2 separate regions of the Homo sapiens genome follow, and region 1 is linked to region 2. A link is a loop called in an ENCODE intact Hi-C map of the cell type or tissue named here. Cell type or tissue: heart left ventricle. All regions are shown on one strand. Links, peaks and the distances in the headings refer to the core of each region. The heading gives the core; the rest is flanking DNA.

Evidence for each region. Peaks named below come from ENCODE experiments on the same cell type or tissue, not always from the same donor. Only the 100,000 strongest peaks of a DNase experiment are listed, where the experiment ranks them.
Region 1: it touches region 2 in a loop (2.9-fold over the local background); 7 of 110 quality-filtered maps call a loop at or near these places.

Annotation. Positions count from the first base shown.
Region 1 is chr1:27,664,825-27,673,154 of GRCh38, forward strand. IFI6 (interferon alpha inducible protein 6) reads right to left here and starts at 7,368. Exons shown (of 5, transcript NM_002038.4): 1 at 7,299-7,368; 2 at 4,421-4,522; 3 at 3,634-3,711; 4 at 3,402-3,551; 5 at 1,240-1,651. The coding sequence starts at 4,490. The coding sequence ends at 1,557. RefSeq lists enhancers at 4,562-4,621, 7,400-7,739. In heart left ventricle, for the core only: CTCF peaks have their summits at 4,486 (motif pointing right), 4,690 and 7,577; DNase peaks (open chromatin) are centred at 3,467, 4,497 and 7,547; H3K4me3 peaks cover 3,599 bases; H3K27ac peaks cover 1,216 bases.
Region 2 is chr1:27,975,007-27,983,336 of GRCh38, forward strand. EYA3 (EYA transcriptional coactivator and phosphatase 3) reads right to left here. Exons shown (of 18, transcript NM_001990.4): 17 at 3,368-3,468. Among named protein-coding and RNA genes, the nearest start is that of XKR8, 19 kb to the left of the region's middle. RefSeq lists a silencer at 8,038-8,238. In heart left ventricle, for the core only: a CTCF peak has its summit at 4,817 (motif pointing left); no DNase peak of the experiment used is centred there.

The DNA of each region.
Region 1 (8,330 bases), core at 75-8,074, 310 kb before region 2:
TGTTGAGCATCTCTCGACTCGCGATGGTGAATTCTGGTGTGTGTTCACCCTTCTGCCACAGGCTTTGCAGATAGGATGATTGTGGTCCCTGGCAAGGATTGTGGTCCCTGGCAAGGGTGAGGGTGGGTGAAAGGAGATGGGGGCGGGGAGGTGGTGACAGGGAAGGAAAAGGTGGGGTCCTCATTTGTGCATCGTGAGCCTCAAGTAGGTAGGAACTGGGTCCCATCCGCTGTGGTGTCCTTTGCCCCTGCCATCACTTACAGAATGAAGGCAAGGAGTTATCCTGCGCAGGCCGGTCCCAAGGGATCCTGGGGAAGGTGGAGTCTCCCATAAAGAACTGGTCATTTCCAGTGTCATTCAGCCTGAGGACTGCTGAGGCCTCAGATCTAAAATCCTGGGGCAGGGCTGCCCATCTCTCTGGCCTTGATGTTGTCCAAGGGAATAAGTGGAGGGGGCTTCTTCTAAGGGCAGAGACCCTAGTTTGGTGCCAACTTTGGAAGAAAGGAAGAATATGGTCTGTGAGCCCCAGAGAGTAAACCCTGACTCCAAAGTCAGATGAGCTAATTCCTGGTTGTCACTTGGCTGTTCCCTCTTTGTTTTATGCAAGTCCTTCATCAATCATAACTGACATTTACGGAATGCTTCCTATGTGCTTGGGTTGTCTTCTCCTTCCTATTCAGAAGGGCTGTGAATTCCATATGCAAACTGTTCTCCCTATCCCCAGAGTCCTATGAGGAAAGGGGGACCTTGCCGAGCCCTCGAAAAGCTGCTGTTACGCCCTTTCCCCAGAGCGAAGGGCTGGCCTTTATTCTCCATCTGAGGGTGATCACTAGCGCTTCTTGAGAGAACGGAGACCTGGCTTCTCCATCTCTGCCTAATCAGAGAAGTACCTGGAAGCTTCTCTCAGTGAGAACAAACTGAGTTCTGCCTCCCCAAGCACCCTGTGGAATCAAGCCTGTCCATTTATACAGGAGGACCTGCTAGGCAGGAGTCCAGAGGAGGGGATGTCTGAACTGAGTCTGGAAGGATGGAAGGGAGTTTTTCAGGCAGATGAGCTTCTGAAGGCATCCAGGTAGAGACCAACATGTGCTAAGGCCCAGAAACAAAATCAACTGGTTGTGTTCCAGGAGCTGTGGTTGACTCGAGGGGAAAATGGGAATGGGGGTGTGTGGATGGTGCAGGCCAGAGCCAGATTGTTTTGGGCTTCTCACTGCAAACATGATTGACAGCAGGACAAAGTGTTTTCTGGGTGAAGTTTATTCTGTTTTCACATCTAGGTTGTTGGGGAGAGTGATAGACAAAGTTCTGGATTCTGGGCATCGTCGGCGCATGCTTGTAATCCTACTTGGGAGGTTGAGACAGGAGGATCACTTGAGGCTAGGAGTTGGAGGCTGCAGTGTACTATGTTCGCATCTGTGAATAGCCACTGCACTCTAGCCTGGACAATATAGTGAGAACCCATCTCAAAAAAAAAAAAAAAAAAAAAAAGGCAAAGTTCTAGATCCTAACTGGAAGAGTTAGGCCAAGAAGGAAGAAGAGGTTCTGGGAGCTGCTGGCTACTCCTCATCCTCCTCACTATCGAGATACTTGTGGGTGGCGTAGCCCATCAGGGCACCAATATTACCTATGACGACGCTGCTGCCACCAGCCCCTGTAAAGCAAACACAGATGAGTCACTGGGGCCCAAGTGCCAGGCCTGGGAATCCAAATGTCTGGAAACCATTGGTTGAGTCCAACCCCTTATGTCTAGATGGAGAAACAGAGGCCCTGAGAGGGGATGGCACTACTACAAAGTGAGTCCCATTGCCTTGACATCCCAAATCAGAGATGTGTTTCAGTGATGAAAAAGGCAAAAATAATGGCTCCTTCACCTGATGTCTGCCATGGAAACGCCATGTTATTAATCATGCTAACAGCCACCTTCGTGGAGCCCTGTGTGGGTGTGGGGGGTTCACAAGCCAGGGATCATTTCATCTTGTCACAGCTATGTGCCATGTGAGAGGACAACTAGCTGATAGCCCAGAGGTGTCCCTGGGCTCGCCCACACTCTTCCCCTCCCATTGCAGGGGTGTGGCCCCGTCTGAGCAGGGCTCTCTTCTTTTGGGCTGGTTCTTTGGGCTTTTGCCATTCAGAATTGAGAGAAGAGAAGATGCGAGGTTCAGAAAGGCAGAGAGGGAAGTTTGTCAGGGGCAGGTTTTCTCCAGGATTTTGGAGGCCTCAGAGCGCGAGAGAGAGGTGGGGGTGGGTGGGGAGAGAGGAGAGAGAGGGAAGTAAGGCCATTTTTTATGAGTCACTCTGGGCCAGCACAGTGGCTCATGCTTGCAGTCTCAACACTTTGGGAGGCCAAAGTGGGAGGATTGCTTGAGCCCAGGAATTCAAGACCATCCTGGGCAACACAATGAGACCCCGTCTCTACAAAAAAAAAAAAAAAAAAAAAAAAAAAAGCCAGTGTGTGGCGGTATGCGCCTATAGTCCCAGCTACTTGGGAATCTGAGGTAGGAAGATAGCTTAAACCTGGGAGTTCGAGGCTGCTGTGAGCTGTGATCATGCACTGCATTCCAACCTGGCAGTGTGAGACCTTGTTTTGACCTTTATCTATAATAAATAGATCAATAGATTGATCAATCGATAGAAGAGTCACTGTGAGCTCTGTTATCTGTTCCCTCCATGGTGTTCAAAAAGTGCAAGTCAAGACCAGTTTGGTGTGAGATTGATTTGAGTTACTCTACTATGTTTCTTTGCTACTGTGGTCTCTGAGATTGAGCAGATTCAAAAAATGTTAAACTGAGGATGATCATCCCCACGCACCGCTGAGGGAACTGAGGCTTGTGATTTGGCCAAAGCATCAGTGAGGCACCCAGCCTTTGAGGCTGAGAATGGGGCTTCTCGCATTGTACTGACTGGGTCAGAATCTAGGCTCTGGTCTAAACTAGCAGGGAGACTTGAGTAAGTTACTTAATTTCTGGCCGGACGCGGTGACTCACGCCTGTAATCCTAGCACTATGGGACGCCGAGGCGGGCGGATCAGCTGAGGTCAGGAGTTTGAGGCCAGCCTGGCCAACATGGTGAAACCCCATCTCTACTAAAAATACAAAAATTAGCCGGGCGTGGTGGCGTGTGCCTGTAATCCCAGCTACTTGGGAGGCTGTGGCAGGAAAATCGCTTGAGCCAGGGAGGCAGAGGTTGCAGTGAGCCAAGATCACACCACTGCACTTCAGCCTGCCTGGGTGACACAGCCAGACTCTGTCTCAAAATAAATAAATAAAGAATCACTTAATTCCTGGTAAACTACTTAATTACTTGAGTAAATTACTTAATTCCTGAGTGCCTCAGTTTCCCCAGATGTATGATGAAAATAATAGTAAAGAACGTCCCACCAGGGGCCCAGGCCCCGCACTCACCGAGGCTCTGCAGCGTGGCCACTAGCCCCCCGGCGGGCACGCCGCCCCCATTCAGGATCGCAGACCAGCTCATCAGCGAGGCAGCCACCGAGTTGGCCGCGATGCCGGCGCCGGTGAAGCCCAGCGCGGGCAGCCCGGCGACTGCGAGTCCTGGAGGAACAGGAGCAGGTGAGGGAGCGTCCGCGGCAGAGGCCCGCCCCGCCTGCCCGAGATCCTCGCCCTCCAGACCCACCTCCTCCGACGGCCATGAAGGTCAGGGCCTTCCAGAACCCGGAGCCGCTGTCCGAGCTCTCCGAGCACTTTTTCTTACCTGCAGGAGAGCAGACAAAGCGTAGTGGGGGTGTTGGGGTGGGACACAGGGGTCCCCTACTCTGTGTCTGATGCTCAGGACCACTCCTGGAGGCGGGGGCCACCACTCTCCTACTCAGAGAGCCTCACAGAGGGGAAGGGACTTTCCCCTAGGCGCCGAGCCTGGCACAGAACTAGCATCGAGTAAATTTCGGTAGGATGGAGGAATGAACAGAGTAGTGGGATTTGAATCTGGGACTCTGGCGACACCAACCCTGCGCTGTCCATTGGAATGGACGCCAGGGTCTCTACAGAAGCACGCCAGACCCTCTACACCCCGGACCCTGAAACTCTCTCCTTTATCCCACACTCCTCCCATCCCCCAGCACCCTTATATGCCTCCTTACTTGTCCCCTTACCTGCACCCTTATCTGTTCCCTTACCTGCACCCTTACCTGCATCCTTACCCACATCCTTACCTGCATCCTTACCCGCATCCTTACCCGCACCCTTACCTGCATCCTTACCTGCATCCTTACCCGCATCCTTACCTGCATCCTTACCCGCATCCTTACCTGCACCCTTACCTGCATCCTTACCCGCATCCTTACCTGCATCCTTACCCGCATCTTTACCTGCATCCTTACCCGCATCCTTACCTGCACCCTTACTTGCATCCTTACCTGCACCCTTACCTGTCCCCTTACCTGCATCCTTACCCGCATTCTCACCTGCCTCCACCCCACTGCAAGTGAAGAGCAGCAGGTAGCACAAGAAAAGCGATACCGCCTTCTGCCGCATGGTGGCGCCGCGCGCGGGCTCCGTCACTAGACCTGCGAACGGGCGAGAGGGAGATGGTCCCCGGAGCATTTTTGGAGCTCATCAGCTCCGTTGTTTTCCCTTCCAGTTCCAACTGAATCAGTAAAAAGCAGCGAGGTGTGGTGAATGGAACCCAGGATCCCTCTCAGGAGCCTCGGGAATCCGTTTCCTCTCCGCATCAGTGGCAGAGATGTCCCTGCCCCAACCGGTGGGTGTGCGGATTCTGTGCGGATTCGCACGGTGTTTGGCACGTGGTAAGCTCCGCAGATGTCAATATCATGACTGTGGTTGTTCCTGGCCTTGTACCCAAGTGACCTTGGGCAGGATACTAGGGTACTTTGCTTCTCTGGGCTTCAGTTTGTTTATTTCTAAAATTGGGGTATTAATAGAGTCTATTTCAGAGGGTACTTGTTAATTTAATAACTGTTCCACGCTGTATCCCCGGCACTTTGAACAGTGCCTGACGCATAGAATTTGCTTTAAAAAAATTTTTAAGACAAACTCATTCTTACAATGCATTGAATATCTACTGGCACCAAACGTTGGCCTCACATCAACTTAATTTTTTTTTCAGAAAGAAAGCACAGAAGGGTGTGTGGAAAAAGAAACTCAGTTTCCCTCACCGTACGAGAGGCTTCTGACAGCAGAAGTGTGGGGGTTTCTCCCCACCAGCAAGCAAACAATCAGTCCTCTGGTGAACACCAGCTGAGGGTCCCCAAATTCAATTCTGACACCACTATGGGTAGATAGTGGCCGATCCCACATGTTGAGGGTTCAGTCCCCCAGACTGCCAATCGAAAGCCCTAGGTTGTTTTACCTGTGTTTCTGACTGACTATAAACTGGGGTTCCCACAATTCCCTCCTGCAGTTTTACTAATTTGCTAGAGCAGCTCACAGAACTCAGGGAAACACTTTACTTACATATACTGGTTTCTTTCTTTAAAAAAAAAAAATTGATCTTGTTGTTGTTTTGAGACAGGGTCTCACTCTATTGCTCAGGCTGGAGTGCAGTGGCCCCATCTCAGCTCACTGAGACCTTCGCCTCCCAGGCTCAAGTGATCCTCCCACCTCAGCCTCCAGCATAGCTGGGACTACAGGTATGCACCACCACGCCCAACTAATTTTTTTTTTTTTTTTTGAGATGGGGTTTCACCATGTTGCCCAGGCTGATCTTGAACTCCTGAACTCACGCAATCTGCCTGCCTCAGCCTCCCAAAGTGCTGAGATTACAGGCATCAGCCACCATACCCAGCTACATTTACTGGTTCCTTATGGATATTACAAATGCTCCGGATGAAGAGATGCATAGGGCAAGGTATGGGAGAAAGGGCATGGAGTTTCCATTCCTCTCCAGAAGCACCACCCACTGGAGACCTCCTTGTATTCGGCTATCTGGAAGCTTGTCAAACCCTGTCCTTTTGTGTTTTTATGGAGGCTTCATTACATAGGCATGACTGATTAAATCACTGCCCATTGGTAATCAGCTTAACCTTCAGCCCCTCTCCCCTCCCCAGAGGAAATGCCAGCCATCAGTCAACTTATTAGACAGTTATCACTCAAAAGATATTTATCACTTTGAAGATTCCAAGGATTTTAGGAGTTGTATGCCAGGAACTGGGGGATGAAAAAATATATTTTACAATATCACAAGGGATAAAGGTCACACAGCAAATTGTGCAACATGGGTACACATTCAAGACAGTCAGAATTCATGAACCTATGCTCTTTCCTTTATACCACAAAACTGGAAAATGCATATGCCCTCAGACTCACCTCTAATATGATCTTTGTCAGATCAATGCTATTTTCTTAAGTTAAAAAGAAAAACAAGAAACTCCTCTCATGTATTGAGTACTTAGCACTTTATGGCACGCAGTCCACTTGTACCTATAACAACACCACGAAGTAGGTACCATTGTTATCAACCACATGTTATAGATAAGGAAACTGAAGCTCAGAGAGGTTAAGTAATATTCCCAAGGCTGCCTAGCCAGGTCATGGCAAAGTCAGGGTTTAAACCCACAATTGGCTAATACCCAAGCCCACATTTTTTTTTTTTTTTTTTTGAGATGGAGTCTTTCTCTGTCGCCCAGGCTGGAGTGCAGTGGCGCAATCTCATCTCACTGCAAGCTCCACCTCCCAGGTTCATGCCATTCTCCTGCCTGCCTCAGCCTCCCGAGTAGCTGAGACTACAGGCGCCCACCACCAAGCCCGGCTAATTTTTTTTGTATTTTTAGTAGAGACAGGGTTTCACTGTGTTAGCCAGGATGGTCTCGATCTCCTGACCTCGTGATCCGTGGGTCTCGGCCTCCCAAAGTGCTGGGATTACAGGCGTGAACCACCACGCCCGGCCACCAAGCCCACATTTTTAACAACCACTCCAGATGGCTTCATCTATCCTTAAAGATGAACTCACTGTCACATTGGATCCTATAATAAAGGGGATTCTAAAATCATCCAGTCCTTTGAGCAGCAAAGGCAACTTAACTTTCCTTTTACAGAGGAAGTAATTAAGGCTCCAAGAGGTGACAGTGTTAAGGCCACAGATCGCTGATATTGCACCTGTAAGCTGGGTCTCATGCCACTTGGGGTTTTGCATCCCATCTCCCTAAAAATCTCCAACCCATCCTCTTAGACAAGTCCCAGCCCAGAGCACTAAAAGGGACCCAGGAGTGCTGCCTCCCAGGAGAAGGGGCCTCCTGGCTCTCAGAACATGAGATTTACAGGCAGACAGGCAGCCTGGCAGAGGGTGGCAGCTTGATGCCCACACTTCATAGCTCCTGAGTTTACCTTGGAGGAGAGAAGAGAAGCAATCTTCAGCCCGGAGCCTGCTGATAGATGGGCACAGCAGCGAGTAAACGGTTCTCCGGCTGAAGGCTGGCTTTTTATCATCACTTGTGGATCCTCCCACGTCTCACCCTAGGCAGCCAATCCCTGTCGGAGTTTCTATTTCTGCACTCTGCAGTTTCATTTTCCCCTCTCTCCCAGCTCCTGCACTCTGCAGAGTTTCATTTTCCCCTCTCTCCCAGCTCCGCCCAGCGGGAACATTTGTGTGCTGCCTGCTGGCAGAAAAATGCACTTCAAGCTGAGGACTTTTGGAGCCGCTAAGGGTATTCAAAGCATGTCACACTATGATGAGAGCCACGGCCATACTGGGCTTAGTGAAGCCTGATCACCAGCTCCCCCTGGGGCACACAGGCCTTTCACCATTCAGTCCAATTAGTAAACAACACCTATCATTTATTGAGCACTTGCTGCATGCCAGGGTCTGTGCAAAGTGCTCTATTTACATGATCTTTTTCCAATCCCACAGTAGTCATGTGACATACCATATGCTGTTTATAAACCCCCAGAACTTTGGAAATTAAGTCACTTTGTTCCATTGTTCTCTCAGGCTGGCTGCTTCTGGGTCATGGGCATATGGTAAGACCAGTGAAGCCTGTGTTCATGTGGCCATCATGATAGATCTTGAGTTTCAAGATGGGTCCCCTGGCCCTAGGTAATGAACTGAGCATTCTTTAAAGCCTTTGGATGGTGATGCTTGAAGTGCTATGGGTCAGAAATGCAACCTCTATTTGGAGAACATAGAAATTCCAGTAAGGATGAATCATTGCCTTCTCCCAAGTGGAAGGGGTCTGAAATAATTGACCTGCCACCAGATGGCTGGCTATTCTCATTGAGAAATTTTGCCATATTGCTACCTGCTGCTGGCAGATTGGCTATATTTTGGCAATTGCCAGATCAGTTTTGGTGAGAGGGAGCCCAAGTTGTTGGACTCATTTCTAACCCCCATCCTTACCACCTTGGACACTCATAGGTCTA
Region 2 (8,330 bases), core at 183-8,182:
TAAGATTATACTGTCTCATGGATGGTCAATTTCTTGTAAGTTTCAGAACTGCAACACCTAAATCTTATCTATGTCCAAGATGGAGAATGTACAGATCTGGGAAATAATAATCCCATTATATTATGTAGTCAAAATCATGTCCAGAAAACTGTGTGCTGTTCTGGAGGCCATATTTTACTTTTTATTTTATTTTGAGACAGGCTCTCATTCTGTCACCCAGGCTGGAGTGTAGTGGTATGAACATGGCTCACTGCAGCCTTGACCTCCTGAGCTCAAGTGATCCTCCCACCTCAGCCTCCCAAGTAGCTGGGACTAAAGGCATGTGACACTATGCCTGGCTAATTCTTTATTTTTTGTAGAGATGAAGCCTCACTATATTGTCCAGGTTGGTCTTGAACTCCTGGGCTCAAGCAATCCTCCCACCTTGGCCTCCCAAAGTGCTAGGGATTACAGGCATGAGCCACTGTGCCTGGAGGCCATATTTTTTTTTTTTTTTTGAGACAGAGTCTCACTCTGTCGCCCAGGCTGGAGTGCAGTGGCACGATCTCAGCTCACTGCAAGCTCCGCCTCCCGGGTTCACGCCATTCTCCTGCCTCAGCCTCCCGAGTAGCTGGGACTACAGGTGCCTGCCATCACACCCGGCTAATTTTTTACATTTTTAGTAGAGATGGGGTTTCACCGTGTTAGCCAGGATGGTCTTGATCTCCTGACCTCATGATCGCCCGTCTTGGCCTCCCAAAGTGTTGGGATTACAGGCGTGAGCCACCGTGCCCGGCCGATATTTTTAAATTAAATTAAATTAATTTTTTATATTTTTTGAGACAGAGTCTCACTCTTTTGCCCAGGCTGGGGTGCAGTGGTGCTATCTCAGCTCACTGCAACCTCCACTCCCAGGTTTAGGTGATTCTCATGTGGAGGCCATATTTTAAAGGAGGGCTTTGATAAATCCAAGTATTGGAAACCATGTTCTATGAAGCTGAGGAGATTAACTTTCCTATCATCTAGTTGAAACTGGTTCCAAGTTACTCAGAATATTGAGGTCCTAGAACACAGTTATTTTGGCATATACCCTAGTTGTTTTTCAAGACAGCTGCTCACACATAATATTTAAAAGGCTATTAACATACAGAAGAGGAAACCGACTTGTTATGTTCAAGAATGCCAGACTAGAGGCCAGGTGCAGTGGCTCATGCCTGCAATCCCAGCACTTTGGGAGTCTGAGGTGGGTGGATCACCTGAAGTCAGGAGTTTGAGACCAGCCTGGCCAAAATGGCAAAACCCTGTCTCTACTAAAAGTACAAAAATTAGCTGGGAGTGGTGGTGTGCACCTGTAGTCCCAGCTACTTGGGAGGCTGAGGTACGAGAATCGCTTGAACCCAGGAGGCGGAGGCTGCAGTGAGCCAAGATCATGCCACTGCACTCCAGCCTGGGCGATGGAGTGAGACTCCATCTCAAAAACAAAACAAAACAAAAAAAAGAATGCCAGACTAGTATGTGAAGGTAGAGAAATTTTTGCTCAGTGGAAGGGGGAACACCCTAACAGCTTGGTTGATCCCACGGTGGAATAGGCTACTGGGAACCAGTGTCCTCATCCTTGGGCATATTCAAGCAAGGACTAGAGAGACTTCTGTCAGAAAGGCTGCAGAAAATATCCTTCACAGAGTATAGGTTGAACTGGATAAAGTGCTAAGGCATTTTCCAATTGGTATATACTTTGTTTGTTTTTTTTGAGACAGGGTCTTGTTCTGTTGCCCAGGCTGGAGTGCAGTGGCACGATCTCGGCTCACTGCAACCTCCGCCTTCAGGGTTCAAGCAATTCTTGTGCCTCAGCCTCCCGAGTAGCTGGGATTACAGGAGTGCACCACCATGCCCGGCTAATTTTTATATTTTTAGTAGAGACGGGATTTCACCATGTTGGCCAGGCTAGTCTCGAACTCCTGACCTCAGGTGATTTGCCTGCCTCAGCCTCCCCAAGTGCTAGGATTATAGGCATGAGCCACCGTGCCCAGCCTCAATGGATGTATTCTGTTGTAGATGATTAAAGACATTAGCTCAGAGTTACCAACTCTGCTGATGAGTTGTTCTCTCCCCCATACCCTTCTTCAGACCAGGAAACATTGATGCCTACACCCACTAGTGTCTTTCCCAAAGAGGGCAACAAGAAGCACTTTAGAATCAAAGCTTCATAACATATGTGAAAAAATAAGGATCCCTGAATTGCTACATAAAGTGACAAATGAAAACATGAGATAATAATGCCAACTGATTACCAATCTCATAGTTTATTATAGTTGCTAAGGTTTCCACTTAACTGGATGAAGAGTATCAGGGCAGTTGGTTCTAGCTGGCAACCCAATGCCTCCATGTCTAAGAAATAGAGTTGCTGGAAGAAAATAAATTGGGATAGGGAGGGAAAGAACTTCTACAGATCCATTTAGCAGATGAGGATACTCAAAGAGGATAATTGTTCAAATTCACATAGCTGAGACACAGATGGGATTTTAAGTTCTATAGCCAAGACTCTTTCATCTATTGTTTCCTATATTAAGAAGGGGTGACCTGGGCCAGGCGTGGTGGCTCAAACCTGTAATCCCAGCACTTTGGGAGGCCGAGGCAGGCGGATCACAAGGTCAGGAGTTCGAGACCAGCCTGGCCAATACGGGAAACCCCGTCTCTACTAAAAATACAAAAATTAGTTGGGCATGGTGGCGGGTGCCTGTAGTCCCAGCCACTTGGGAGGCTGAGGAAGGAAAATTGCTTGAACCCAGGAGGCGGAGGTTGCAGTGAGCCAAGACTGTGCCACTGCATTCCAGCCTGGGAGATAGAGTGAGACTCTATCTCAAAAACAGAAAAAAAAAGAAAAAAGAAAAAAAGAAGGGGTGACCTGAAGTTGGGACCTGTATAGTGGTGGGGTTAACATCAGAACAATCTTTCCAGGGCTCAAAGGCAGGAAAGACTTTCTCTACAGAAACAGCTATTGGTTGTACTGTCTGAGAACTTGAAGCATGGAAAAGAAAGAATGATTAGCCTTTTTGCAGTCAAGTCTGATGCTTGAGAAGGCACTGTCTTTGAAGATGGAAGATGGGGCACATCTCAGGTTTAATGATGGGATCCCTGTAGAAGGGCTTAAAGATTTTAAGATTCTTGAGTGACAGGGAGGAAGAGGAAGGGATGGATCTAAAAACTTAAGAGGAAAAACTCCATCTGGAGAAAAAAAAGACCCTCTTTTTCTTTAAAGAAAAATGGGAGAGGAAGAAAGAGAAAATATTATAAATGCATAATAGATTGCTAAGATTTTGTAGTTTTTCCCATTTTTCTCATTACTCGATGTACAACCACATAGACTATTTTTCTTTACCATGGTTACCTGTTTGGCTGCAATTTCTTCATCTCGTCCATCTCCAATCACTACATATGTGACTTTCTTTCCAAACCTTGACACAATTCTCTCAAAGCAGCTCTCCTTACCTGATGAGAAAAAGAAATTTCCTGTTAGAATACTCTTCTCTTCTTTTCAAAACCAAAGAAGAGGGCTGCTGCTAGGTTCACCTGCCTGTGCTTAGGTGGACTAAGTGACAGCCCATGTAGTTTGCTTGCTGGGGAGTAGGGATGGGAGCTAGAGATCCAGTAGACCCTCTGCCCAAAGAATGTGAAGTTGTGCCATTAAAATAACTTGGCCGGGCATGGTGGCTCAAGCCTGTAATCCCAGCACTTTGGGAGACCGAGGCGGGCGAATCACCTGAGGTCGGGAATTTGAGACCAGCCTGACCAACATGGAGAAACCCCGTCTCTACTAAAAAACAAAATTAGCTGGGCATGGCGGCGCGTGCCTGTAATCCCAGCTACTGGGGAGGCTGAGGCAGGAGAATCGCTTGAACCCGGGAGGCGGAGGTTGCAGTGAGCCGAGATCATGCCATCGCACTCCAGCCTGGGCAACAAGAGCGAACTCTGTCTCAAAACAAACAAACAAACAACCCAAAAACTTATTTTAACCTTCACGTTGAGGGTGAAGTCCCTAAGATCTTAGTGTGAGGGAATTTCTATAAATGGGAAAGATTAATAGGTTTAGTGACTTGCCCCTAGATCACAAACAAGCAAGTAGCTAGAACTTGGGGCCCCTGACTCCAAATCTAGGCTCTGGTCATTGTGTCATAATGAATGAATGATTTTTGGGGTGAAATGTTTTAGGGTAGAAAAGAGAAGTGAAAACACAAGGCCCTGATTTCTTGTTAGAAACAATAACAAACAAAAAGCCATTTCCCTCCAATTCTTCATTTCCCAGAAACAGTCCTGGGTATAGGCCTTACGTCTTTCAGTGAGAGAACAGCCCCAGAATAGAACTGAGAACAGTGACCAATAAATATGGCATCAACATTTGTCATATCTGGAACCTCCTTACTTACTATACCTTGTAGTTGTAACCAAGATACTGCATCACTGAAATTGACCTTGGGAAATGGGTGATTTAAATCCATTTCTCAGAACTGCAGACAGTTTTGAGAAACATGGCAGTGTATCAAAACTCAAATCCCATCTGCAACCAACACCTAAAACATACACAGATCATACTGCTGTGGGAAAGATACTTTATTTGTATAAATAAAAAGAAGTTATATCCCTTGCTCTTTTTATCTCCCTGCTTCTGCCACCTTCTTCAGTTAAACAAGGTCCTAACTTTGGCTTTCTTCTTCATCCTGCTCTATTAACCTTCTTGTTCTTTCCCCTTGCCCAACAGAGTGACTTAGCACCAGGGTTCCTGTGTAAATAAGATAAAGCTGCCTCTTCCTCAAGACATTTGACTGCCATCTGCTGGAAAATCACTGTAATATATAAATATACAAATCTAAGATAACTGTAACATAATTGGCCAGAACTTATACTTCCATACGCAGAAGTCCTACTTGGCACAGAAGTTGTGCAGATATGTAACTGCAAATCTTTGACATCCTTAACCCAGTGGCACTTCAAAACAGACGGACTAGTCAACTGGACCAGACACTAGATCACTCTGGGCTCAGCTGGCCACTTACAATACAAGGCTTGGCTTAGGTGCACTTGGGTCTCTTTTAGTGCTAATATTTTACAATAGAATTGTCATGCCTTACATTCATATGAGGGATTCAATCAATGTTTGCTGAGTAAATTCATATTAATCTCACAAATGATTCAGTGGAGGACTGTAGTCCAGGTCTTATGCCTCAATTCAGTTCAAACATTAAACCATTCAACTAATAATAAATTCTTATTATGTTCATGGTGTTGAAGAGTTCTTTAATTCCATTTCACCCATTACAGCTTTACAAACTAAGCCAACCTCCACCAGATGCACAGTCTACTATGATCTGTCTGTAGCAAAAAACTTTTTTAAGTGAGTCAGTTTGACTTTCTTGTAAGACTCAACAAAGGCAGTAACTCATATTTTGAGGATAAGAACACAGACATTTTCACTGTCCTGGCATGCAATGATCAAGGATGAAATATACTCTGTAATGTCTCCTTTAAAAGGATTAAGAGGCCAAGAGAGTTATTAACAGCTCAAAGTAAAGAAGCAGCTCCATGAAAACAGGACTCACTCCAATACAGTTGGTAAAATACTTCCATTTCTGGATATGAGCTTTCCTGTTCAGGAGGATGAGGCCAATGATTAATCAGTTTACCATATGTCAAGCAATTGAAGCTGGTGAACTGTAAGATCAGCCAAATCTTTGGAGAATATTAGTCCCTGGGTTTTCTCTATTAAAATATTTCTAGCCAGGAGCGGTGGCTCAAGTCTGCAATCCCAGCACTTTGGGAGGCCTAAGGCAGGAGGATTACTTGAGCACAAGAGTTTGAGATTAGCTTGGGCAACACAGTGGGACCTTTTCCCTACAAAAAATTAAAAAATTAGCTGGGTATGGTGGTGGAACACGCCTGAAGTCCTGGCTACTCAGGAGGCTGATGTGGGTGGATCGCTTGAGCGTGGGAAGGTTAAGGTTGCAATGGGCTATAATCGTGCCACTGCACTCCAGCCTAGGTACCAGAGTGAGACCCTGTCTCAAGAAAACCCCCCAAAACAAAAAAAACTTCTGACATTTTCAGAAATTATTTTGAGAATTCTCTTTAATGTCCCCAAATCACAGAATGGCCATTAAGAGAACCATATTTTGCTATCATTTCAGAGGAAGTGAAAAAGTATTTCTTCTCCTTGCTCCCATTTCACAGTTCTGTGAAGAAAAGCCTCAAGCCTCCTACTGTGGTTACCATAGCACCAGATCCCACTGCAGCTTTGCAAATTAGCTCTGGATGAACTGAGACTGAGGAAAAATACCAAATAAGCACACTTACTGACAGAGGGAATGAGATCATTTCCATTAGCCTGATGAGCCTGCGGGTGCCAGGTCTCAGTATAATAAGCACTACAGAAAATCTGTCTTTCAGATGTGGGAGGCTCAGTGAGTGCTCTGGGTTCCTATGATATACATAAAGCAACCGGCAGCAGGAACAATATCTGAAGGGAGCGCTTTCATATATGTTCCCTTCCACCCAATCCCTTGTAAATGAAATAATTCAACCATACAAAAAAGCATGGAGAATTACCAGCCTTGACAACAAAGTGAGACCCCATTTCTACAAAAAATAGGAAAAGTTAGGCATGGCGGTGTGCATCTATAATCCCAAGCTACTCGAAAAGCTGAGGTGGGAGGGTTGCTTGAGCCAGGGAGGTCGAGGCTGTAGTGAGTCGTGATCACTGAACTCTAGCCTGGTGAGACCCTGTCTCAAAAAAAAAAAAAAAAGAAAAAAATGCCTACCACCAACGAAGCTTTGTAAAATCTTAACACTTCACAGTTGCTGTATTTATTTACTTATTTATGAGACAAAGTCTTGCTATGCCATCCAGGCTGAAGTACAGTGGCACAATCATAGCTCACTGCAGCCTCAAACTTGTGGGCTGAAGTGCTCCTCCCACCTTAGCCTCCAGAGTACCTAGGATTGTAGGTACAAGCCATCACACCTGGCTAATTTTTTTTTTTTTTTTTTTGAGACAGAGTCTTTCTCTGTTGCCCAGACTGGAGTGCAGTGGCGTGATCTTGGCTCACTGCAACCTCCGCCTCCCAGGCGCAAGCAATTCTCGTGCCTCAGCCTCCTAAGTAGCCAGGACTACAGGTGCCCGCCACCATGCCCAGCTAATTTTAGTAGAGACTGGGTTTCACCGTGATGCCCAGGGTGGTCTTGAACTCCTGAGCTCAGGCAATCCACCTGCCTCGGCCTCCCAAAGTGCTAGGATTACAGGCATGAGCCACGGCTCCTGGCCACACCTGGCTAATTAAAAAAATTTTTTTTGTAGAGATGGGGTCTGACTATGTTGTCCAGGCTGATCTCAAACTCCTGGTCTCAAGTGATTCTCCCACCTCAGCCACCCAAAGCCCTGGGATGACAGGCGTGAGCCACTCCACCTGACCCTTATAGTTGCTCTAGATTAAAAAAAAAAAAAAATCAAGACATTACAGAACAAAACTTTTCAAGTACTCCTAAAATGTAAATATTTTAAATCTTTATATAGATATTACATACTGTACATTTATCTGTCTGCAATGTTTTTTGTTCATCAGTTTTTCTTTTTTTTTGAGACAGAGTCTTGCTCTGTTGTCCAGGCTGGAGTGCAGTGGTGCAATCTTGGCTCACTATAATCTCCGCCTCCTGGGTTCAAGCTATTCTCAGGCCCCCGAGGAGCTGGGATTACAGGCGCACACCACCATGCCCAGCTAATTTTTGTATTTTTTGCAGAGATGGGGTTTCACCATGTTGGCCAGGCAGGTGATCCACCCACCCTGGCCTCCCAAAGTGCTGGGATTACAGGCGTGAGCCACCGCGCTTGGCCTATTGTTTTTAATATTAATCCTTATGAGTATATGTAATTTTACTTAATCCACTTTTAACTGCAATATAGCATTCTGTTGTTTGAATATATCTATCAATTTTCTGTTCATGGACAGGTTTACAGACCAATTATTTTCTATGATAAGCAAGTGTGCATCAAAAAAATCCTTGTACATGTCTCCTTGTACATGTAAGAATTACTCAAAGGTAGAGGTTAGCAAACTTTTTCTGTAAAGAGTCAGAGAGTATATAGTATATATTTTAGGCTTTGCAGGCCCTATGGTCCCTGTTGCAACTATTCAGCTCTGCTACTGTAGTGTGAAAGCAGCTATATAAATAAGTGGGCACGGTTTCAATAAAAACTTACACAAACAGCCAGAGGGTAGGATTTAGCCCATGGACTGTAATTTGCAGACCCCTGCTCTAAAGTATATATATATCTTAAAAGTGGAATTGCATGATCATAGGGTTAT